Regions from separate parts of the Homo sapiens genome. Here region 2 is linked to region 1. The links are chromatin contacts, found by Hi-C or POLR2A ChIA-PET in ENCODE. All regions are on one chromosome and are shown on one strand. Each heading gives the region's core, a stretch centred on a gene start or an enhancer-like site at or near the end of the contact. The rest is flanking DNA. Distances are from core to core; before and after follow the strand shown.

Region 1 (2,928 bases), core at 26-2,525:
CCATGTAAATATGCATCAATATCAACAAGGCACTAGTTATACCACATCCACCCAATTAAATGCTAACTAGTTATAGCACAGAATGAGAAAGGTTTTTGTGTACAGAAATGGAATAATGGCCAAACTCAGTGACTTACACCTGTGATCGCAGCACTATGGGAGGCTGAGGCAAGAGGATCACTTCAGGTCAGGTGTTCAAGACCAGCCTGGTCAACATAACGAGACCCCATCTCTAGAAAAAATTAAAAAATTAGGCCGGGCGCGGTGGCTCATGCCTGTAATCCCAGCACTTTGGGAGGCTGAGGCAGGCGTATCACAAGGTCAGGAGTTCGAGACCAGCCTGGCCAACATAGTGAAACCCCTTCTCTACTAAAAAGACAAAAATTATCCGGGCTTGGTGGCGGGCGCCTGTAATCTCAGCTACTCGGGAGGCTGAGGCAGGACAATTGCTTGAACCCGGGAGGCGGAGTTTGCAGTGAGCCGAGATCGCGCCACTGCACTCCAGCCTGGGGACAGAGCAAGACTCCATCTCAGGAAAAAATAAAAATAAAAATAAAAACGGGGTCTCACTATGTTGCCCAGGCTGGTATCGAATTCCTGGGCTCAAGTGATCCTCCCCCGCCTTGGCCTCCCAAAGTGCTGGGATTACAGACAGGAGCTACCATACCCAGCCAAAGTCATGCTTTTCTACTCCTACTCCTTCCCTTCCTTGTCCTCTTTCCAAGCTCTCTCGGGCCCATCCCTGACTTCACTACTGGCAGAATCCTCCAGCGGCCGGCGGCGAGGACTTCTTTGTCTCCCAGACTCCGCCTTGGGCTCGGACGCCGCCAGGGTTGCAGGTACAGACTCTCTGGTCTAGCTGGCTCTTCCGGCCACAGGCGCGGCAGTCCGGCCGGAAAGGCCGGATTCAGGGATCCAGAGCGCGAGCCCGGCCTGGGAGTCCGCCTACTCCCGGCTCCCGTCGAGGCCGCGTGGGATCCCGTTGGCCGCGCAGGCGTCGATCTCCCCTTTTTGACACTGCAACTCCCATGAGGCCCTGCAGCGTCCCTGGCGCCGCTGAAGACGCCCTGGAACTCGGCTGGCTTCGGAGGGCTCGGTGACTCTGGCCGCGCTGCATTATGGAATACAGAGTCTAAGAGAAAACTAGCCCGGCACCGACTCCGGACCAAGCACACGTGTTTACCTTGTGCACTGGGGTGGGGGCGTCAGTGAAGAGCAGCTAACAAGATTTCGTCATAAGACCGCGACCAGACAGGCGGCGCCATCTTCGAACTTAGACTTCCGGAAGGACTTTGGCGAGGGTGAGTGTATCGCCGCAGCGGGTGTGTGGGGGGCCCCACAATTACTCCTCCCCCTTCTTTTGCCATAGCACTAAGATATTGGGAACAAACTCCTGGCTCCGCTCTTCTCCCAGCCACAGCAGCGCGCCTTTCAGCGTCTGCGCTCCTACAGAGCACCATCATGCTCCGCACCTTCCCTACTGTGGCCACCGTGCACCCCCCATCTCTGCAAGCCTCGGGTCTTGCCCTCCTCCCCCACGCGGTGTCGGTAACGCGGAAGCCTGTGTCCGGGCGTAGGCGCTGCATACGTAGCGTCCCTCGAACTCGGCGAACCTACAGTAGTCCTTGTTAGAAAAACCAGGGCTCCTCTCCCGCACAGGCTAGGGGAGAAATCTACCTTCACGCCCAGGACTGAAGAAGGGCAGGTGATGGCCCCTAGAGTGGTTGTGGGTCAATCTCTTTCAGCTGTGTCCCAGCCTCTTCCTCGAGGAGGCTCTTTAACCCCGAGGGTTGTGCCCCGCGCGCTGCAACGCCATTGGCGTAACCAAGGGCCAGTTGTGTTTCCCTGTCTAGTCCTTTTGTCCCGTGGCAAGTTGGCTGCCTGTTGGGGAAGTCAGAGGTGGCGACTTCAACTCCGTCGGAGGCAACTCACTTTGTTGGAGGGATGTATAGGGTATGGACAAACCTCTTTGTTCCAGAGGCATATACAATTTTAAGTCAATCCCGTGCCATCACTATTTTTGCAATCTCTTATCAATTGTACTATTGTTTTCTGAATAGTTCTCTTTAAATTGACTTACTTAAAAAGTTTAAATGCATTAGTCTCGACCTAAGCAATATAAATGAAACCGTGGGTTTCATGGGCTACTTATAATTGTTTATGTAAGTTGAAATAAAAGCACTAGTCATTAAAATGTTCGTTTTCGTACCATTAAAATCATCTTGCATACCGCCAGTTGTACCCTAGGAACACTTTAGGAAACAATATATTAAGCTAAGCAGTGTATTCAAAGTAATTTCATACTTAAGGTGCAGTGTTGTGTCATTATTTTTTCTTGGCTGGGGAGGTCAAGCTGGCATCCTGGAGCAGCATGGGAACCAGACAGATTGGGGTGCAATGGAAGGTTTTAGAAACTCAGTACGAATTTACTGATCATCTATTCCTTTACTGTGTATCCAGAATTTGTACCATTACATCCTGCTGCTGCCTTCCATGAGAAGTGTATTTTTTTTTTTTTTGATACGGAGTTTTGTTCTTGTTGCCCAGGCTGGAGTGCAGTGGCGTGATCTCGGCTCACTGCAACCTCCGCCTCCCGGGTTCAAGCGATTCTCCTGCCTCAGCCTCCTGAGTAGCTGGAATTACAGGCGCGTGCCACCATGCCCGGCTACTTTTGTATTTTTAGTAGAGACGGGGTTTTACCATGTTGGTCAGGCTGGTCTCGAACTTGTGACCTCGTTATCCGCCCACCTCGGCCTCCTAAAGTGCTGGGATTACAGGCGTGAGCCACCGTGCCCGGCCAGGCAAATTATATGTACAGGCAATTCATAAAAGTCATATGGATGTCCAATATATAGAAAGAAGTTGCTGACACCAATTATTATCAGTGCAAATAAATAGAGTGGGGAAGAATTCTTTCACCTATCAGAT
Region 2 (2,835 bases), core at 335-2,834, 1.1 Mb before region 1:
CCATAGCCAAAATGCCTGACTGCTAGTACTTAACTCCTTAGGCTTGGGCCTCTTGGGAGCTGATGCTTGGTCAACTCCCACTGTCTGGGCAGACCCACCCACAGACTCTCCATCCTACCGGGGTTCCCCTGGCTCTCTCCCCTGTGACTTCCTTGGAAAAGGTTCTCCTCTGAAGGCAGCCAGCTCTCCTGGGTCAAGTCCCAGGCTAGGAGGAGGGGAAAGTGACCTGGAACTGAGCATCCCCCAGGAGTACCCACGGCCAGGACCTCTGTAAGAGTGTGGTCTAGGAAGGCAAGGGACAATTGTTGGGTCCAGGCTGAGCCCACTTGCTGAAAGATGATCTTGGATAGAAAACAAGTCGAAAGGCTAACAGAGCCCTCTGTTTAGAGGAAGCCCTCACAGTTCAGGGATGTAGGGGCTGGACTAGTCATTAAGGGACCTGGGTTCAAATCCCAGCTCCAATAGTTGCCTGTGATAGGACACTAGCAGCTTACATGACTGCCCTGAGCTTCAGTTCCTTGGCTATAAAATGGAGATAACAATACCTAACTTGTTCCCCTCAAAGGCTCAAAATGGAATAAAGTGCTGGGCAAATATGAGTACATACTTTATTGTATTGCATTGTAGTTGAGACAGAGTCTCACTGTGTCACCCAGGCTGGAGTGCAGTGGCACAATCATGGCTCACTGCAACCTTGACCAGCTGGGCTCAAGCAATCCTCCCACCTCAGCCTCCTGAGTAGCTGGGACCACAGTTGTGTGCCACCACCCCCAGCTAATTTTTCAATTTTTTTTAGGGCTAGGGTCTCACTATGTTGCCCAGACTAGTCTCAAACTCCTGGGCTCAAGCGATCCTTCCGCTTCGGCCTCCCTAAGTGCTGGGATTACAGGCTTGAGCTACTGTGCCCTGTCTGAATGTATATTTTATTAATAAGTAAAAAAAGTGCCCACTTGGCCTCCGTCCTCTGAGCCAGCACACCTTCTCAGCTCCTGGGAATGAAGGGAGAAGTCCTTGTTGCTTTGGTTTCCAGTTTCTTTAAGCTGCCAGTATTCTACACATACACACACACACACACACACACACACACACACACACACACACACACCCCATTGGGAGCAGATTAAGGAGACATCTCTTCTCAAAAAGAAGAGCATTTCCAGCTTTGGAGTAAGAAGAATTAGGGCTCCTTCTGGGCCACATCACCTCTTCAGCATCATCCCACCCCCAGCTGGAGCCCTCTCTCCCTCCCTCCCTGAATTACTCACACTCTTGGAAACATGACTGATGACTTCGGGATGAGTAAGAGGCTCTTGCGTGTCATGGTTTGACTGCTGGGAGGGTGAATGAGTTCAGTGCTCCCTTGAGCAAGGCCACCGCGGACCTGCACCAGGGGTCCAGGCCACAGGACCCCAGAGGGGAGTTAGGCTTCATTTAGCAATGAACTAAAAGTCCTGACCCATTCCCCCTTCTTCCAAGCCCCTGAGTGGTGATGCCCTCTCAGTGTGGAGTGACAGCCCCAACACCTTTCTGGGCTGCCCAGGTAGAGGGTGCAGGGGCTCCTTCTGAGCTCCAGGTGAGTGCATTCCTCAGACCCAGGCACTCCTGGCCTCAATCCAGCAGAGCCAGGCCCAGGGGCAGCTCTGAAATTGGCAGCCAGCGTTGGTTGCTGTGGAAGGTCCCTAATCCTGGGGCCCACTCTGCAGGGTGCGTGTGTGTAGTGGGTGTGTGTGTGTAGTGGGTGTGTGTGTTTATACTCTCGTGGACACCCTAATCCACAATGTCAGTCAAGCAAATATTTTTGGTCTGTTTTCCATTTTCCATGTGTCTCATTTCAGAACATTTGGTGGACATGGGATCACAGCAAAGGAAGGTATTTATTCAATGCATTTTGAAGTGTCTTTTTTACATTCTTGGAGTTACTGTGCAAGGTGAACATGCTAACATAAGCAAAACAACATGCGAACTAGACTTTCCTGGCATGCAATAAATAGGGCTGAAGCATCAGTTTCCCCATACCTAAAGTGGGTTTAGTCAGAACACAGATGGCATGGAAAATAACGCTAGGACTGTGAAGCATGAGGCAGCCCCACCTCAATGTCCTCTGCACCCGGCACAAGACAGTGTCCTCACTTGGAGCCTTAGCTTCCCAAATAGTCACTGCTGTGTGAGAGATGGGGCTTACCCTCAAACTTTGCTCCATGCAGATCTTGAGGACTGAATGTCCGTTGAGTTGCTCAAGATGAAAGTGACGCATCAAGAGGCAGGACTTGATTAAAGCATTGCAGGACAGAGGAATAGAACTCAGAGGAACCCATTATGAAGCTGAGTTGCTTGATGGCACTGTGATATCCCAAACACAGGGCTGAGAATAAGTGAGGCAGGGAAGCCTACTGGCCCAGGCTCTCCCAGTTCCTCCCCACCAGCTCCTCTCCCAGCGGAATGGGTGGTTCCCTCCTCATCACCACTCTGTATTAACATTAGGCTTAGTCCTTAAAATGTAGGGTGTTAGAAGTTCCATATAAAGCTGGAATAAACCTTAAGTAACTAACTCAGATGTTCAAAAAATATTACCTTCTTTCCCTTCCTATAACTCAGATGAGATACCTCACCACCAGAATGGCAGAAAATTACCCAGTCAATGCAGGTTTTCCTGCTCACTCTTCTCAGTGTTGGGAGTGATTTTCTAGGAGGTTCACCAAGAGCTAAGGAATTGGGGAGACTTTCCTCATGCAGGCCTCTGCTGGGATGGCTGCTGTTCTGATCTTACAGATCCTTCAGTGTGCACCTCTCTCCGGGTCATACTAAGGGTCTAGAATTCATGCTGCTGCTCCCGCA

The links. Hi-C counts contacts between places; a loop is a spot of excess contacts on that map. ChIA-PET counts read pairs that join two places held with the same protein, here RNA polymerase II (POLR2A). Pooled maps may share reads with other maps.
Region 2: a pooled map shows a loop between it and region 1 (2.7-fold over the local background). The contact joins the enhancer-like site here to the promoter of GTF3C2-AS2 in region 1. A Hi-C loop is called at or near these places in 1 of 168 maps with a recorded cell type or tissue (breast epithelium) and 2 of 50 pooled maps. POLR2A ChIA-PET finds 5 or more read pairs at or near these places in 1 of 52 experiments (A673).

The regions. Positions count from the first base shown.
Region 1 is chr2:27,355,112-27,358,039 of GRCh38, reverse strand. It overlaps GTF3C2-AS2 (GTF3C2 antisense RNA 2), which reads right to left and starts at 1,275. Exons shown (of 4, transcript NR_183827.1): 1 at 1,184-1,275; 2 at 138-232. GTF3C2 (general transcription factor IIIC subunit 2) reads left to right here and starts at 1,276. Exons shown (of 19, transcript NM_001035521.3): 1 at 1,276-1,301. RefSeq lists enhancers at 946-1,075, 655-1,268, 1,086-1,425, 1,476-1,755, 1,269-1,882.
Region 2 is chr2:28,444,525-28,447,359 of GRCh38, reverse strand. LOC102723530 (a long non-coding RNA gene) reads left to right here. Exons shown (of 2, transcript NR_187669.1): 2 at 1-597. Among named protein-coding and RNA genes, the nearest start is that of PLB1, 50 kb to the left of the region's middle. Within about 2 kb of position 1,584, at least 3 of the 41 ENCODE cell types and tissues checked have a DNase peak (open chromatin) inside an H3K27ac peak, as active enhancers do.